Regions from separate parts of the Mus musculus genome. Here region 2 is linked to region 1. Evidence: chromatin contacts called from ENCODE POLR2A ChIA-PET data. All regions are on one chromosome and are shown on one strand. Each heading gives the region's core, a stretch centred on a gene start or an enhancer-like site at or near the end of the contact. The rest is flanking DNA. Distances are from core to core; before and after follow the strand shown. Region 1 holds the start of Crat (carnitine acetyltransferase). Region 2 holds the start of Ier5l (immediate early response 5-like).

Region 1 (4,017 bases), core at 1,025-3,524:
TGTGCTGGATTTATCACCTCCCATATGTGACAGATGTGACATGTTTGCATCCAGTGAGTACTCACCACACCCAAACACTCTGCTCACATCAGACCACAACTCCATGAGGAAAGTTTGATAAACCTCATTTTAAATTATTTTAAAATTATGTATGTATGTGTGTGTGTGTGCCACACACAGCATGTGAGTGGAGGTCAGAGGACAACATTCAAGTCAGTTCCATTCTCCCACGCGTGGGTTCCCAGGATGGAACTTAGGCTGCCAGACTTGGCAGCAGGCACTCTTACTGAGCCCCGGGTGGCTCAATTTCCGTCTACTAAAGGACACATATGGTGACTTGCCATATAGTCTGTGTAACTCAAAAATGTCCACAACCTTCCTAAGGTTGTTTGGTTGTTTGTTTTTTCCCTCTAGTACATAGGTTCTGGTCCCCAATGTCCCTTCCCTATTCATCTTCAGAGACACTCATTTCAAAAGGAGTCTGCCTGCCTGATAGCTACTCTTTTTTTTTTTTTTTTTGTGGAGACAGGGTTTCTCTGTATAGCCCTGGCTGTCCTGGAACTCACTCTGTAGACCAGGCTGGCCTCAAACTCAGAAATCCACCTGCCTCTGCCTCCCGAGTGCTAGCTACTATCTATGTCTTGATGTCAACACTAAAGTCGATTAAGACACATCCATAAGGCCAGGCAGTGGTGGCGCACTCCCAGCACATGGGAGGCAGAGGCAGGTGGATTTCTGAGTTCGAGGCCAGCCTGGTCTACAGAGTGAGTTCCAGGACAGCCAGAGCTTCACAGAGAAACCCTGTCTCGAAAAACAAAAACAAAACAAACAAAAACGACACATTCATAGAGATTTTGTATAACTTAAAATAAATGTCTGGTTTTGAATTCCACGTGTTCATATATTTAGGGGGGGGGCGCCACAAAAATGGTGCTTCTTTTGATTTTCAAATTTTCTTCCTCCTGAGACTTTCTTTGGGACCACAAAAAAGGAAGTGTGGTGGAAGGTACATCAAACACTATCAAAGTACGAGCTGAGTTTAGCCAACCTAGCCACTCTGTAAGAATTTTCCAGTCCTTCTTAACTACACGGAGTCAGCAAACTGCTTTCTCCTCCTCCAGGAAAGGGGGTCTCTACTGGAGCATCTGGCCTCTGTCTCTGCCCTAGTTACTTGAGATGGACCACAACGAGGCCACAGTGTAAATAAAAGTTACAGACGACGATGCCACCAACCCTCTCATTTTGTACAAACAGCCTCTTAAAATTAGTGGTTTAGACACCGTGGGCAGTTTCTCTCAATTAACTCTGCAGATACTGAAACCCCCAGAGCCAAGCCTGCAGGACGGAAGGAGGGACGGAGGGAGGGAAGACATGCAGGGTGGGCAGGACATGCATGAAGGAGCCTGGCGTCCGAGCGAGGCCCAGGTCCACCCGAGCGGAGTCTCATAAAGAACGCAGCCTCCTGGATCCCTCTCGCCCCGACCCCAGGCAACTCTGCCCCCAGGTCCAGAGCCTTTCCCCTGACCGCGCTCTGCCCGCCCGCCCTGGCCGGGTCGCCCTCACCGCCACCCGCCTGCAGCCCAGGCCGTCAGCCCTGCCTCCTCCGTCCCCAGAGCTCCTCAGACTCGGGAGACCCCCCGAGCCACACCCCTTTCCCACCCGCACGCCCGGGCCCTCCAACCGCCCTACCTGGCGGCGGCTGCCGCTCGCCCTCGGCCATCTTCTCCGTGAGGAGCCGGAGCGGATGCTCGCCGGTCCCTCTCAATGTTCACCCCGCAGCTCTCCCCGGCTCCGCCAAGCTTCCAGCAGGGAAATGAGCGCTGACTGGCTAGGACCGGAAGCCGAGAATTACAGTCACTCGCGCGAAGGCGGCAGCCATGCCGGTGCGAGGCACTCAGGGAGCATGCCCACCAACGGCCGTCTCGCGGCGGCCGCGCCGACCGAGGCAGCGGCCATCTTGGTGCGGGGCGCCGAGGAGCATGCGCACTAACGGCTGCCGCCTGCAAGCCAACTGCGGCGCTGGCAGCCATGTTTGTGCGGGGCGTCGGGTTCTGTTTGCTTGTTTGTTTGTTTGTTTGTTTGTTTTGGTGAGGGGTGATGGAGGGAATAGGTATGGCAGCAGTATTCTTGCGGAGCAAGGCCACCTGTCATCTTCTTTGTGCATGCCTCCACCCAAGCAATCTGAGACAGTCCCCAGTCAACAGTTGTGTTCTCCTGCCATTCCTAGAGTGACGTTCAAGGACACCAGTCAGACTTGAACGCACGTGACCGCCTCGACAGCTAAGGTGGCTTTCGGAGGCGGAGAGCACGAGCGGGACAGCGCCTACCGTTGTGACCCCGTGACGGGAGCCCAGCGCCGGGCTGCTAACAGCTGAGCTAGAGGTCCGTCTCCGCAAGCCCCGCCCTCTGCGGCCACTCCCCGGCTTGGGCCCACCCCGAGATCGGGGCGAGCGGCCGGGGACTGCGAGCCACCAAAGCTCCGCCCCGTGAGTCCTGCCCCACCGGCAGCCCGCCGGGCCCGGTGGCCGCGGGGCCGCCTCTACTGGCTAGCGGCAGTGACTCGGCGACCTTGAACCTAGAACCGGAGCCGCGAACCCACTGACCCCAGCACCCCAGCAGTGGCGCAGTCTTTACCCAGCGCGAGGGGCGGAGCGGACCAAGTGTCCGCAAACAGACTGGGACGATGTTAGCCTTTGCTGCCAGAACCGTGGTGAGTTCGCCCAGCAGGGCCATGGACGGGACAAGACGGGCGGGCCTCCAGCAACGGTCAAGAAAACCCCAGACCGGCTGGTAGGGTGCGATCTGCAAGGTGGATAAAGGAGACCAGGTAAGGGGTGGGTTCGATCCCAGAAGAAGACTGAGAAACCTAGGTTCAAGTCTTTTGTACCTTTCCACTCCACTCCTCCCTAATGCTCCCAGTTATTCGGACTCAGACACCTGTCGGGGCTACTGGTTAGAGAGCTCAGCCCTAGGCTATGCTTCTGCCCGACTAGAGCCACTTCTCCAAGCCTACCCAGTCTCCTTGAGTTCATCAGATGCCCACCCTCCCCATTGCATATTGCTAAGAGAACCTCAGGTGGAGACTAGTACTGAAAATCCCCCAAACAGGCAGGAGGAGGCAGGAGGTGGCAGGCTGCCCCTCACCATCCTTATCTAAAGCAGCTATCCTAATGGTGAGCTCCTGTCCTCTCTGATTCAGGCTGTCTATCCAGCTGTGAACTGGACTGCCCTGTCAGACACTGGGTTGGCAGCTAAGACTGAGATTCTACTAAGAGTCCTGGCAGCACCTGAGACCCTCCTCCAAGTCGTCCCGCCTTCCGTCACCCTCTGGGACCACCTTACTGCATAAGCATTTTAATGCTAGGGAGACTGAAACAAGGAGACAATCAAATCCCATGGTTGTGCTAATAAACTGAGCCCAAATGGGGTCTTTTGGCTTATTACTCACAGCAGAAGCACAAAAGTGTATTTCCCCCACTATTGATCCCAACCTGGATGATCCAGAACTCATTTAGAAAAAACAAACAAACCACCAAAAGAGGGGTGGCCACCAAGGCCCTGAGGTCTGGAAGGGAAACAGCTGGGCAGGTGTGTGGCAATCGTTGGTTGTCCACTAGTGGCCCTTCCCTGGCATCTCCTGTCTTGCACCATTCCCAAGCAGGGCTGATTTCAGGGCCACAGGTTAGCGGCCAGCCTGTTTCCACCCTCCAGCCAAGTTTTCCCACATCAAAAAGATCTATGAAGATTTTGACAGGTGGATTTTTTAATACCTCTCTTGGCTTGCCTCCCTGGCACTGGGCCCATCTAAAGAAGACAGGAGAGAGCTCCCAGTCTCCTCTTACCTCAGTACCTACTTCCAGCCCACTTACCTGCCTTACTCCTCCTCTTCTGGAGGCTAGCGAGAGGCAGAGCGGCATCTGCAGCCCCACAGCTACCACTGCTCCAGCCTTAGATGCTACCACGCCAGTGGCTACTGCCTCACCACCCTTCACGCCTGAATTGTGAGTCTTGTCTTCT
Region 2 (4,017 bases), core at 913-3,412, 58 kb before region 1:
AACTTCACCTTTAGTGGTGGCTGGGGAAGGGATGGGGGAGGGGGGAATACCAAGCCCAAAAGAGGGACCTGATTTCCTAGTCCACCACCCACTTCTATTCCCACTCTGATTCCCAGGCTGGTCCTTAGAGCTATCTTCTATGTCACAGCGCTAAGAATGACTATGAATGTATGGAACCAAGAATGATATTTGCCTCCACAGGAGCTCTGGAGAACTCTGGTCCTGGGGCACTTGGAAAAAATAAATAAATAGATGGGTGGATGGATGGATGGATGGATGGGGCAGGGGCATTACATCATTCATCAGGAGCTAGGCCTGAGGAAGTGTACTCGGCCCCACTAACATATTTCCAGGCACCTACAGAACTCGGTTCAAATCCCGCCACCACCTCTTTCAAGTCTCAAGTTTCTTCACTAAATACTGGGAAAAGACAGCATCCATTGTGAGCCGCAGACTCCCCCAGTTCCAGCTCAGTCCTCCTGGCTGTAGGAGCATCCCGCTCCCTTCCTGAACCTGTAAGCTTCTGAGATATTCAGGTGGGCAGAGATACGGCTTTATACCCCCAGGATGCATGAGGTTACATCCCCAATGCCACCACGTGTGCTTGTTCTGAGGTTCCAGCCTCAGCCCCACAACGTAATCCTGGCCTTGCTGACACAGGGTGAGAAGAGCTGTTCTAACAGTTACATGTCCCCAGATGGTGCGGACGGAGCAGAGCACTGTGCCCAGAGCCTGTGGTCTTAGACAAAGCCTCTTTGGAGCTAGTGACTACGCCTCCTCATCTGAAAACCTGAGCAAACTGTCCCCCGCTTTTGACACTTGCCACCACTTACAGAAACAATTGGTGAGTGGTTTTCTTGAGACATTGGCCAAGGGGCAGAGTTGCTGAGAGGGTCCAAAGACAGAGGGTTTCAGAAGAGCCCCACTCCCCCCCCCCCATCCCCCAGTCCCACTCAAGGGCCCAGCCCTGGACTCTGCCTGGGCCAATTTTCTGACCTAAGTACTAAAAGGAACCTTAAACGCGGTGGATGAGGCTTGCGGCTGGCATCTTGGGCCCCCCACACCCACCCTTGCCCTCTTACTCTCTTTAAGCTTCTCAGTACAAGGGGACTCTCAGGCATCTTCTCTCTTTTCTGCTCTCTGTCCTCAATTGGTCAGTAGATAACTCAGAATAAGAATCTAAAAGTGGAGAAGTCCTTGGCCTGGGTACTCCTGGGGCTCAGGGTAAGGACCAAAACTTAACAGGTTGCTCCACTCAAGCGGTCTCAAGCTTGGCCTCCAAGAACCTTAAAGGGAGAAATTCAGACTTTTCTGGTAAGAGATCCAAGCTAGGCACTTAGGGCTTCTATTGTCATTGATATTAAGTCAGGAAAGAAGAGGTCTCCCAAAAGAGGAGGAAGCTTGGGGCGGGTTCATAGCCCAAACCCCCACCCCCACCCCCCACCCAGGCAGTCTCACGATCACAAAGCTTCTCTACTAGAGATCAAAAATCACTGGGATTTGAGTCAAACAGAAAGAGAGGCCCTTCCGTGACCATTCCCAGAGGCCCCTGGGCTAACACATCAGGTAATCAGGCCCCAAACCCTCTCTTCCAAGACAGCACTCTAGTTCTCAGGTGCGCCCCCCACTCAGCTTTTCTTGGAAGAAGGCTCAGCTCGCCCAGGTTGCCCCCGGCCGTGGCAGGTGGAAAAGAGGAGGCGCCGCGTGGCTCGAAGCGGGGGAACCGCGCGCACCTGCCGCAGGTGAGGCCCAACCATGCGGAAGGGGGCGGAGCCATCTCCGCTGCGCTCAGGTGAGCCGACCCCCAGCTCGCAGGAGCCACGTCCAGGAAAGCTACGAATTTCGACGTGGCTCCCAAGAGGCGACCCAAAGCTGAGAGAGACTACCTCGGAGGCTCCTAGTCCCACGAGGTGCCGCGGCCCCAGGAGAACATTCGAGGCAACGGCGGCGTTGGAGGCCCGGGGTCCGTTCGTTATTTGAATAGCACAAAGGAACCGCCTTGGTCTGATTGGCCAGTCAAGTGGTCCCGGGGAGGGCAGTGGCTGTCAGTCGGAAGGCTCTACACGCTTCTATTGGCTAATCTACAGTGGGGCGGGGCGCTGCTGCCCAGCTAAATAGTTGGGGCCGGGGCCGGCGGAGGCTCATTGCTTTGGCGCCGTCTGGGGAGCGTGAGCCTGCGGGTGGCGCGCAACGCATGGTGGCGACTTCTCTCGGAGTGTCGCCGACCCGCCGACCCGGGCTCGGTTCCCTGTGCCTGGCTCGCCCGGGCGACCAACTGGAGACACACGCAAGGAGCAGCATTCGCAGCACCAGAGGCGGCTGCTCCGCCGCCCGCGTCTCCGCGGGAGCATGGAGTGCGCCCTGGACGCCCAGAGCCTGATCAGCATCTCCCTGCGCAAGATCCACAGCTCCCGGACCCAGCGCGGCGGCATCAAGCTGCACAAGAACCTCCTGGTGTCCTACGTGCTCCGCAACGCGCGCCAGCTCTACCTGAGCGAGCGTTACGCCGAGCTCTACCGGCGCCAGCAGCAGCAGCAGCAACAGCAGCCGCCCCACCACCAGCACCAGCACCTCGCTTACGCGGCGCCCGGAATGCCGGCCAGCGCGGCCGACTTCGGCCCGCTCCAACTTGGCGGCGGCGGGGACGCGGAGGCGCGCGAGCCGGTTGCCCGGCACCAGCTGCACCAGCTCCACCAGCTTCACCAGCTGCACCTCCAGCAGCAGCTGCACCAACACCAACACCCGGCGCCCAGGGGCTGCACGGCGGCGGCGCCGGTGGCGGTGGCCGGGGCGCCCGCGGGCTGCGCGGGGGCGCTCTCGGAGCTGCCCGGGTGCGCTGCGCTCCAGCCGCCGCACGGCGCGCCCCACCGCGGGCAGCACTTGGAGCCGCTGCAGCCGGGTCCCGCGCCGCTGCCGCCGCCCGCGCCCGCCGCGCTCTGCCCGCGGGACCCTCGCGTCCCGGCCGCTTGCTCTGCGCCCTCGGTGCTTCCGGGGGCTGCCCCTTCGACCGTCGCTGCCTCCTCTCCGCCCGCCTCTACAGCCCCTTCCTCATCCACTGGCTTCTACCGGGGCGCGTACCCGGCCCCCTCGGACTTCGGCGTGCACTGCAGCAGCCAGACCACCGTGCTGGACCTGGACACTCACGTGGTGACCACGGTAGAAAACGGCTACTTGCACCAGGACTGCTGCGCCTCCGCCCACTGCCCCTGCTGTGGCCAGGGCGCTCCGGGACCCGGTCTGGCGTCCGCCGCTGGTTGCAAGCGCAAGTATTACCCTGGCCAGGAGGAAGAGGACGACGAAGAGGACGCGGGCGACCTGGGAGCCGAGCCCCCCGGGGGTACCCCATTCGCCCCCTGTAAGCGCGCCCGCTTCGAGGACTTCTGCCCGGACTCGTCCCCGGACGCGTCCAACATCTCAAACTTGATCTCCATCTTTGGCTCGGGCTTCTCGGGGCTGGTGAGCCGACAGCCGGACTCCTCGGAGCAGCCGCCGCCGCTCAACGGGCAGCTGTGCGCCAAGCAGGCGCTCGCCAGCCTCGGCGCCTGGACTCGAGCCATTGTCGCCTTCTAGGGACCCCCGAGGGCATGGGGACCCTGGGCCCCGCGGGGCTGGGGCCAGACAAAGACTCGGCCAAGGGGCGATAGGGAGCGAGCGGGTCCTGGCCACTCGGGGCTGAGCTGGGGACGAGCAGAGGCTGATGTTTTATAAATTGTAAAATAAAAAAAAAAAATCTAAAAATCTTGGACTTTATTTTTGCAGAGAAAAAGCGCCTATTTAAGTATGCTTTGTGTTTCTCTTACTCTTTTCCCCCCCTTTTTATTGTACTGATTGCAGTGGTGTTTAGCGAGGAGCCTGCCACGTGAGGCAGGGCTGCTGCCCGGAGGAGGTGCCCGGCCGCCGGGGGCGAGGCTGGGTGCCCGGGCGCGCCAGGGGCGCAACGCAGGAGGGCGCGGGGCCCCGGACGCCGATTCTAATCAGTTGTCAAGAGCCGGGAAGCCCGACGTTCCGCTCTCCTGA

Evidence for each region. ChIA-PET counts read pairs that join two places held with the same protein, here RNA polymerase II (POLR2A).
Region 2: POLR2A ChIA-PET joins it to region 1 with 18 read pairs in Patski. The contact joins the promoter of Ier5l here to the promoter of Crat in region 1. POLR2A ChIA-PET finds 5 or more read pairs at or near these places in 4 of 5 experiments (Patski and embryonic stem cell).

The regions. Positions count from the first base shown.
Region 1 is chr2:30,414,005-30,418,021 of GRCm38, reverse strand. It overlaps Crat (carnitine acetyltransferase), which reads left to right and starts at 2,274. Exons shown (of 14, transcript NM_007760.3): 1 at 2,274-2,710. The coding sequence starts at 2,684. It overlaps Ptpa (protein phosphatase 2 protein activator), which reads right to left and starts at 1,972. Exons shown (of 10, transcript NM_138748.5): 1 at 1,690-1,972. The coding sequence starts at 1,720.
Region 2 is chr2:30,472,344-30,476,360 of GRCm38, reverse strand. It overlaps Ier5l (immediate early response 5-like), which reads left to right and starts at 2,162. Exons shown (of 1, transcript NM_030244.3): 1 at 2,162-3,730. The coding sequence starts at 2,350. The coding sequence ends at 3,570. It overlaps Gm31291 (a long non-coding RNA gene), which reads right to left and starts at 2,053. Exons shown (of 7, transcript XR_003954013.1): 1 at 1,887-2,053; 2 at 1,083-1,286.